Linked DNA regions of Homo sapiens: region 2 is linked to region 1. A link is a contact called in ENCODE Hi-C or POLR2A ChIA-PET data. All regions are on one chromosome and are shown on one strand. The core of a region is the stretch at or near the end of the contact, and the rest is flanking DNA. Distances in the headings are between cores, read along the strand shown.

What was found. Hi-C counts contacts between places; a loop is a spot of excess contacts on that map. ChIA-PET counts read pairs that join two places held with the same protein, here RNA polymerase II (POLR2A). Pooled maps may share reads with other maps.
Region 2: a loop to region 1 is called in a map of PC-9, with 6 times the contacts of the local background. The contact joins two enhancer-like sites. A Hi-C loop is called at or near these places in 2 of 168 maps with a recorded cell type or tissue (PC-9 and heart right ventricle) and 1 of 50 pooled maps. POLR2A ChIA-PET finds 5 or more read pairs at or near these places in 1 of 52 experiments (HCT116).

Annotation. Positions count from the first base shown.
Region 1 is chr2:220,809,856-220,814,448 of GRCh38, reverse strand. All of the region lies in intron 3 of LOC105373896 (a long non-coding RNA gene), which reads right to left. Among named protein-coding and RNA genes, the nearest start is that of EPHA4, 760 kb to the left of the region's middle. Within about 2 kb of position 2,073, at least 3 of the 41 ENCODE cell types and tissues checked have a DNase peak (open chromatin) inside an H3K27ac peak, as active enhancers do; they include PC-9, where a contact is called at or near this core.
Region 2 is chr2:220,845,695-220,850,073 of GRCh38, reverse strand. All of the region lies in intron 2 of LOC107985990 (a long non-coding RNA gene), which reads right to left. Among named protein-coding and RNA genes, the nearest start is that of EPHA4, 720 kb to the left of the region's middle. Within about 2 kb of position 2,398, at least 3 of the 41 ENCODE cell types and tissues checked have a DNase peak (open chromatin) inside an H3K27ac peak, as active enhancers do; they include PC-9, where a contact is called at or near this core.

The sequences.
Region 1 (4,593 bases), core at 824-3,323:
CCGTTTCTCACAATTCCTTGCCTGATACTGTTGCTCCAAAAGGAAGCAACTACTTCTTGTAATTCTTAGTGCAAGCTCCCTGTTCTCTTAACGTGCTTGAATGCAGGTTTTCTACTATCTAGAAGGTACCTCTTTATTCTATACTCTATCTGTACCCCTTCATAGGTGCTGGAATGTTATTACTCTATACACATTTCTTCACATGACTAACTCCTGCCCTATAATGAGGGCACAATTCATAAACAAAGCTGTAATAACTATGAACCATTACAGGACAAACAATTCAGTATTTTAATTTACCTATACACACACACACACACACACACACACACACACATATTTATCAAGAGAAAAATGAAAGCAAAAAATGTAGCAAAATCACAATAGTAGTAGGAGGAGGTATTGACACACATCACCTTAAATAAGGTGAACCAAATAGGATAAGAACTATAGGATGTCTGAATATATATTAAGTGAATTTGAGTAGATGCTATTTACCATCTAAGGAAAATTAAAAGTAGGAAAAAAGTTCAATTAAAAATGTTTCAAGTTGGGACTACACTTTCTTGGTAAATGTGGACGTTAGGTTTGATTGAGACTTGTGGTAGTTGTTAGTGTTGGTTGCCAAATATTTCTCACTTTCTTCCTTTTGGAATATAGCTGGCTTGTGCTTCCCACTTCTTGCAGCTAGATGCGGCCATATGACTTACTTTGGCCTACAAAATACATTTCATTTTTGGGTGGACACTTGATGAGGCAGTGTATGTTTCCTCATGTTTCCTTTGTACTCCTTCGAAAATCATGGAAACCTGGAAATAGAGACATGCTACACACCCGTATCCCTGTATGGACCCTGATATGAGAAAATCAAACCGTTCTTAAGTCACCAAGATTGGGGGGTGAATGTGTTTCATGGGTTAGCCTTTATTTATCCTGATTTAAAGTAGAACTCTTCAGTAGTTACTGAAGTGAAATTAAGAGGAAGATGGTGGAAATGTTAACATTAATTAAGCAAAAAACATGTAAAGTTTGTTTTCCCTCAATGTTGCTTCTAATGCCTTTATAACCTGTATGAACATATATTAATTGTTCAATGAAATTAAACAAGATGGTACTTTGACCAACCAGAAGCATTGTTTCCATTTTCAGGGGAAAACATGCTCAGTATTCTTTTCTGATTGTGCACCTCTTCTTATGAGGAATATCTTATGGGTAGGAGAGTGGATGACCACGGTCCCTTTAGTTCTCCTCTACCACGTCTCAGAATGCTAGGTTGGTACAAAAGCAATTGAGGTTTTTGCAATTACTTTCAATGGCAAAAACCACAATTAGTTTTGCACAAACCTAATAGAATAAAACATGTGAGGTATGGAAAAGAGACCTGGATGAATTTGGTCGGCTTCACCATTGTTTGTATAGGGAGTATGTACAAATTGCTTCATGGCACTAGTCTCTGTGTCTTTTGCTTCCTTTCATTTTTTTGGCTTTTAATATTTTTTCTACCTCCTCCCCTCTAGGTGTTTGAAGAAAATGAGAATGAGAGATATTTCCTCAATAGATGAAACTATTGGCCCCAGCTCCAAATTCACACTTGTTGCAGCAGTTAATTCTGCAAAATCACAGAAGGAAAAAAAGTCAGGCCAAGGTAGGTGGACCACGAGGTCAAGAGATCAAGACCATCCTGGCCAACATGGTAAAATCCCATCTCTACTAAAAATACAAAAATTAGCTGGGCATGGTGGCACAAGCCTATAGTCTCAGCTACTCGGAAGGCTGAGGCAGGAGAATCGCTTGAACCCGGAAGGTGAAGGTTGCAGTGAGCTGAGACTGTGCCACTGCACTCCAGCCTGGTGACAGAGTGAGACTCTGTCTCAAAAAAAAAAAAAAAAAAAAAAAAAAAAAAAAAAAAAACTCAGGAAAACTCCTCTTCTTTTTTCTTTTTTTTTGTCCCAGGCTAAGCAGAAATGTACTGACTCATTTTGTGGTTATATGCATTATTATTCTCGTCTCAGGTCAGGACTGCTAGACTTAGAAAGAATTCTGATATGAATTGTGATATCATTGTCTAACAGAAAGTGTATTGGAAGTTGTTCACAATCTCCAGACACTTGGCAGGTCACAGAGAGAGGTGCAGAGAGCTGCCTTTTTTCTTTCTTTTGGGTTCAGGATTGCATTTCTGAAGTTTGTCCTTTACCATTTATTGTACACTGACTTTTGCTGTTAGATAACTGGTTTCCAAAATTAGTGTGTACACAAATTACCTGAGTCATTTATTAAACATTTCCTGGCCTCCCCCTAGGGCAATTTATTTGTAGATTTCAGGTGAATCCTAGTCATCAACAATTTAGCTAATACCACCCTTTCCCAGAGAGATCCTGAGATGGGTGATCTGAAAACACCTCATTTGAAACATTCTAGGTTAGTGAATTGAGTTTATTGTTTTACATATAAATTATTTTCACTATGCTTTATCATAGAGCTTGACCTGTTCCCAGAGGAAATCTATAGGCATAAAATGAACACATGTGTTCTCAACGGCTTTAATTAAAAGAGTGGCATGCATATTTCATTGCTATTAACAAAAACAAAATTGATTTGCTTTTCTAGATAATTGAATGTATGAAAATCTCAGTGCCTTCCTTCTGTAACTTAACTCTATAAATTCTGCATCATTTTCATTTTATAAGTGCTGGCATGTATTGTGAATTTCTTTACAGCAAGAAGAATGACTTAATGTTTTAGAGTTAGTTTTGTTTTTTTGTTTTGTCCCATTTTTTACCAAACATAAAATGGCCTAAAATGAGTGCACAATAAAAGTGTGACACCTTAAACTAAAGTAACATCAATCTTTTCCATAAAGTATTTTGTTCTGTGATGGCAGATACCACCATATGATTGAAACATTTCTAAGTGTGCCGTATATTAAAGACTGAGCCCCTTCTCCTAAATACACATATTTTTGAATGATGTATATAAAATATATTAAGGCAAAAGCAAATGGCAAACATAGGTCACTTTTTTTTTTTTTTTTTTTTTTTGCAGTTACAGTAGTTTCCAGACAGCCACTTCTGTTCCTGTTCCAAAAACTATGACTAACATTTGTCTGTCTGGATGGTATCATTAAATGAAAGGACTAATAGTCTCTATGATGCCACCTGAATTTCTTATCGTTGTTTATTTGTTCTCTCATGAAACATGCATCATATATTTACCACATGCTGATTATGTAGAAGATAAAAAGATGAAAAAGAGAACCCCAGAATGAATTTTCCCTCTCAGGATGGTATGACATTAAACAAAACTAATCACAATGCAAAAGAGTAAGTGCAGTACTCAGCTTTCAAGATGACCCTCAACGATTGCCCCCTGGTTTTTACCCCTTTGTGTAGTCCCCTCCTGTGCTGAATTGTGGCTGCCTGTGTTACCAATAAAATACCAACAAAATGACAGGGAGTGACTTCTGAGATTTAGTCATAAAAAATATTCTAGGTTCTGCCTTGCTCTTTCTTGAATCACCTGCTCTGGAGGAAGCCAGTTGCATGGGAAGACATCCAAGCAGCCATGGGTTGTGTAGAGAGAAACTGAGGCCTGCCATCAGTAGCCAGCATCAGCCTGCCAGCCATGCAAGGAGCCAGTGTGGAAGCCAATATTCCAGAGCCAGTCAAGCTGACTTCTTGACTGAAACTCCAGGAGAGACCCTGAAACAGAAGGACAAAACCACTCCTGAGTTCCTGACTGATAGAAACTGTGAGATGATAAATGTTTTTGTCATTTAAACTAGTAAGGTTTGGAGTAATGTTTTGCAGCAATAATTAATTAAATAGTAAAGAAAAAAATGCACTAAGAAAAATCCAAAGTGATATAGGGGTTATGAGGAAAGGTTTCATGGAAGACATAGCATTTGAGTGAAGCCTTGAAAAATAACAGGATTTAGAAATGCAGGGATGAGAAAGAAGCCCATTCCAGGTAGATGGAACAATGTGTGCAAAGCTACAGAGGTGACGATTTGCCAGGGATTAGGCAAACATCAAATAATCTTGTTTGATTGCAACATTAGTCCCTCTCATTTGCTCCAAGGTTGTCACTTTTGTGGTGCTGAGGCTAGATGTAGGACGATCTCTTGTTTGAAGCCAAAAAAGAGATAAACACATAAAGCTGAGCCTAAAATTTAGCAAAGTAAGCTCAGTAAGTCAGAGAAAGAGTCCAAATAGATCGCCTTCTATCTCTCTTATCCAAGAAATAAGCAAGCCTTGTATGCCACTCTTTTAAGAGATCTATTTGGACTCCTTAAGAAGGGTCCATGGGGCAGCCCGAGAAAAAGGGAGCAAGGAACTCAGAAATGGCATCTATTCAGAATGCAAATCTTATGGATGAGTTTCTCTCTAAATCTACATGTGACTTGATATATTTGGCAGACTAACTCCATTGAAAGATAACTCATTTTATAATATGGCATTTACACAAACATCAGAGAGGAATAGTAAAAGAAAGTAAAATTATAGTATAGGACAGTATTAATTATGAATATAGATACAAAAATCACAAAAACCAAATTCAGCATTATAGGTAAAACAAATAGGGTTTATTTGAGAA
Region 2 (4,379 bases), core at 1,149-3,648, 35 kb before region 1:
AGCAAGCTTTTGCCCTGTTACTTCTTATTTAAACTACAGCAATGTTCTCTCTACAGGTCTCCTTATCAATGTACCTTACATATACACAACTGTCATATTAATCCTAAATACAGCCCCTGTATAACTTGTTTGATCAGTAGACACATAAAACCTTCAACAGTTATGTAAAGAAAGAACCCCAAACAACTTATTCTTACATAATTTTCACCCTGAATCCTTACTCTATCCTTTTAGCCAGCTAAGTCATTTCATATGCCAATTTTATACTTCTTCAATTTTGTGCTTTTGTTAATATTGTTTGTGTTATTATACATTTATTAAAATAATATTCCTCTTGTCTGAAATGGCCGACACCACCCCATGCCCCACATTTCTTTAATTCTGGCTTAAAAGCCTCACGTGCTCGTCATCTCTGGAGTGATTTTAGACTCCTTTCAGCTGACACAGCTCATTTGCTATCACTCCTTTACGCAATGTATTACTTTCTGCCATTCATTAAGAGTATTTACAGGTGCATATTATATCCAGTGAAGGTAATACACACGTCTAAGTCAAAGTGCTGAAGTGCCTGGGCTTACACCTTGTATTAATAGGTGCTCAACATGTATTTACTCCTAAGAAAAATGAATCAGTATTATTTTCTCCCGTCTGGCCAGGTTATTTTCCCCTGGCTCCCCTCCACCCTCTAGCCCTGTAGCTGCACTGTGATTTTTTTCCTTTGTTACCAGTTACCAGCGTGATCTAGGCTAATTCGATGGTCAGATAAACAGCACCTCCGGACACTTATTCTTTGAAAAGATATTCAAAGCTGGCCTAATATGGGTGTTCATTTTAAGCCCCAGTCATTGACCTTAACTACCTTTTAGTATCCTATGCTGTTTTACTTGCTTACTGATAAGGTTTGGCTGTGTCCTCACCCAAATCTCATATTGAATTACCACGTGTTGTGGGAGGGGCCTGGTGGGAGGTAATTGAATCATGGGGGCAGGTCTTTCCCCTGCTCTTCTCCTGATAGTAAGTCTCACAAGATCTGGTGGTTATTATAAGGGGGAGTTTTAGTGCACAAACTCTCTTTGTGAGCTGCCATCCATGTAAGATGTGACTTGCTCCTCCTTGCCTTCTGCCATGATTGTGAGGCCTCCCCAGCCACATGGAACTGTGAGTCCAGTTAAACCTCTTTTTTTGTAAATTGCCTAGTCTCAGGTACGTCTTTATCAGCAGTGTGAAAATGGACTAATAGACTTACTCAGAGCCCAGATATGTGGAGTTTATGATTATAATACTTTCAGTACATAGTTATTTTACCTACAAAAATATGTTTTTCCCTTAAAAAGACTGTTGTTGCCGTTACACAGAGGGGAGCCAAAAATAAGTTAATGACTAAAGTGTTCCTAGACTCAATGTGGCTATTTAGCACTGATATCTTTCTTTAAGTTCTGGAGGATAAGGCCCAGTTCCTAGAATTTGGGTCTTCTCCAATGACAGTGAGGAAACTTGTCTTAGATGTTCTGTTATCAATAAAGTCTTATGAAGACAAAGATCTAATAATTAACATGTGCTCCATCAACCTGGAGTCTTCCAGAATTCTCTAAATCAATAAATTATTTTTGCTGCATTTATTTGGATATCCAAAACAGGTTTGAGAGTTTCAGAAGATGCTTAACTTCATTTTCAATGTTCCTTATTTTCACATGCAGCCAAATTCCCACATTTTAATACCTCCCCTCCTCATCTCCTAAATGAAAGCTAAACAAATTTTGGAAAATAAAGAATTCACGTTTGTGTATATTTTGGGTCAGAGCCTGAGATTATTTCGTTGCTGAACCACAAACAACTTAGGCATTTATTCACACGCTGCAGAGCACCTGCATGGCTCAGAACAATGAACAATGTTAAATTCAGTGTTTCTAACAGCAGTTCAGCCACCACACAGCAATAAAAGTATCAGCTATGATACTCAAAGTTATGTTTAATTTGCACTGTAAGAATTATGCAAGATGGATTCCTTGCTAACAAAAATGTATCTAATCTTCAGGGACACTCATCTCCCCCAAACCTTATGAACATCAGCAGCACAATGAGACAGCTTGTCCAAGGGAAATATTAGAGAAGGAGGAGTAATTGCTGTGCACTGGTGAGTCATAAAGTTGATGGAGTGAGGCGAGGAGCTCATGTAAATATCCGCCCCACCCACTGAGACCAGCCTTCCCGCCTCCTCTTCCCTTCTCATTCCTCTCCATCATCTGCACCCTAAGGCTCCACCACTGTCTGTGGGAGTCATTTCACTCTTCCTGGGGGAAAGCAGATACATAGCTGAGCTATTTTATGTTATTTTTCTCTCTTAATGAATACCATACACATGACTGTTGAATGTGCATGGTACTAGCAATGAGTAATTAAGTCTTGTGGGAAGGAAAGTTCGGGTGGAGGTAGAGTAAATAGATCTGGCACAGAAACAATGCTGTCTGGTTTCAGGAGAGCTTTCTTTTGAGTGGCAGTGTGGCGTGGTTGCCTGGAGTTAAATCTCCTCCACTCTGGTCTCAGTGTTATCATGCACCAACTAATCTTGCAGATGCAACTCCTGCTGCTCCTAGTCTCAATTGTCTTAACCTGCCAAATTGAGACAATATTTTCTGCCTGCCTCATAGGATGATAAAAAACTGGCAACTGTGATAAAAAGGTAAGGTATCACTATGCTTGATTTACCTTTAAAATGCTTCCACCTTTCTTTATTTTAACATTTCAGTTCAAAGTCTCTTTACTGAACACCTGGCCTAAATAAGCCACACAAGGAGCATCCAAATTTGAACTTGCATCATCCTAACAGATGCTTTTCTTGGAATCAAGCCATTGATAAAACTTAATTCCTTTCAACAAGCCTTTATTGAGCAACTACAATGTGCTGAGTGCCTATTCAATCATTAAAACGTGGGCCGTCTAAAGGGAGCATTTCATCTCTCTCAGTGGGAATTCCATAAAATCTGCAAAATCTTTTCAGCATTACGAGTGAACATAAAGGGAGCAATGCTGAGAGCTTCTTTTCACATCAAAAATATCAAAGAAGCATTCGGATCTGCATGTCGTTTTACACTGAGCTCAGTAACTTGGAAGCCAAAGTAATTTCACTTAGACCATAGGCAGCACCAAGGCTTCTAAAACACATCTCTTCAGGGTCCTCCGTGTTTTGTCTTCCTGGAGTAAATGATTAAATATTTGGAACTTAAATGAATGCATTGGTGAGGATGTACCTGAACTTCAGAAATGTAGCTGGTTAGGGTAGGAGAGTGGAGAAGTAACAGCAGGAATATTTTATCTTCCCGAGCTCAAAGCTTTTGTCCAAAATGATACCTTAATAACTATTGGCCAGGCCATATGCTGACATGGAGTTTATTAAGATGACTATTTAAACAATTTTAGAGAAAGTGGCGGAAAAATGAGACCATATGTATTTGGGAAGATGGCTATGTCTGTTCCAAGCATCCCTTGACTCCCTGTGGCAGGAGAGGTGTATAACTTTGGTCTTCTAAGATTAAAAAAAGTTAACGATCATTTCAGAATAAAATGTTCACTTTCATGTGGACTAAAATAATGGTTAATGATGTGAGTTTGGGAATTAGACCTCCAGTTACCATTTTCTAACTGTACAAAATGTGTGCAAATTACTTAATTTTCCTCAGTTTTCTTATCTGTGAAATGGAGGTAATAATATCAACCATCTCATAGGGTGCTTAAGTGATTGAAAGAAGATGATACAAATAAAGAAATTAAAACAATGCTTGCCATATGACAAGTGCTTAATAAATATTAGCTACCGTTGTTATTTTATGCAAATATTTTAAGAAACTAATTTTAGTATCAGATGCCTAGATATTTGGGAATCAGGTACCATTTAGCAGACTTTATATCACTCAGTTCAAATACTCTGTAATTTATAGTTCAAACCTTAGATCTATATTCAGGAAAATATATTGCCCAAGGAGCTATTACAAAGTTTTTACTTTGGATTCCTCTTATTACTCCTAAATTCTTAAATAGCAGCCCTCTTTCCCTCTCCCTTCCTTCCCTCCTTCCCTTCCCTTCCCTTCCTTTCCCTTTTCCTTTCCATTTCCCTTTCCCTTTCCCTTTTCCTTTCCCTTTCCCTTCCCTCATTTCTTCTTTTTTTCCTATGCTGGTCCTTTGATTTTAGGTTATCTGAACAGTATATTTTCACAAAAATCATTACATTTGTTTAAAGATAATTCCAATGTGTTCATCTTAATAAACTTGAAATGATTAATCATAGATGTTCATAACCACATGCAATTAACAAAAATTAATCTGGTTTTCCCTTACTGCCAAATAAAAATTTTGCTTAAAAAAAGTAAAAAGTCATATTCATT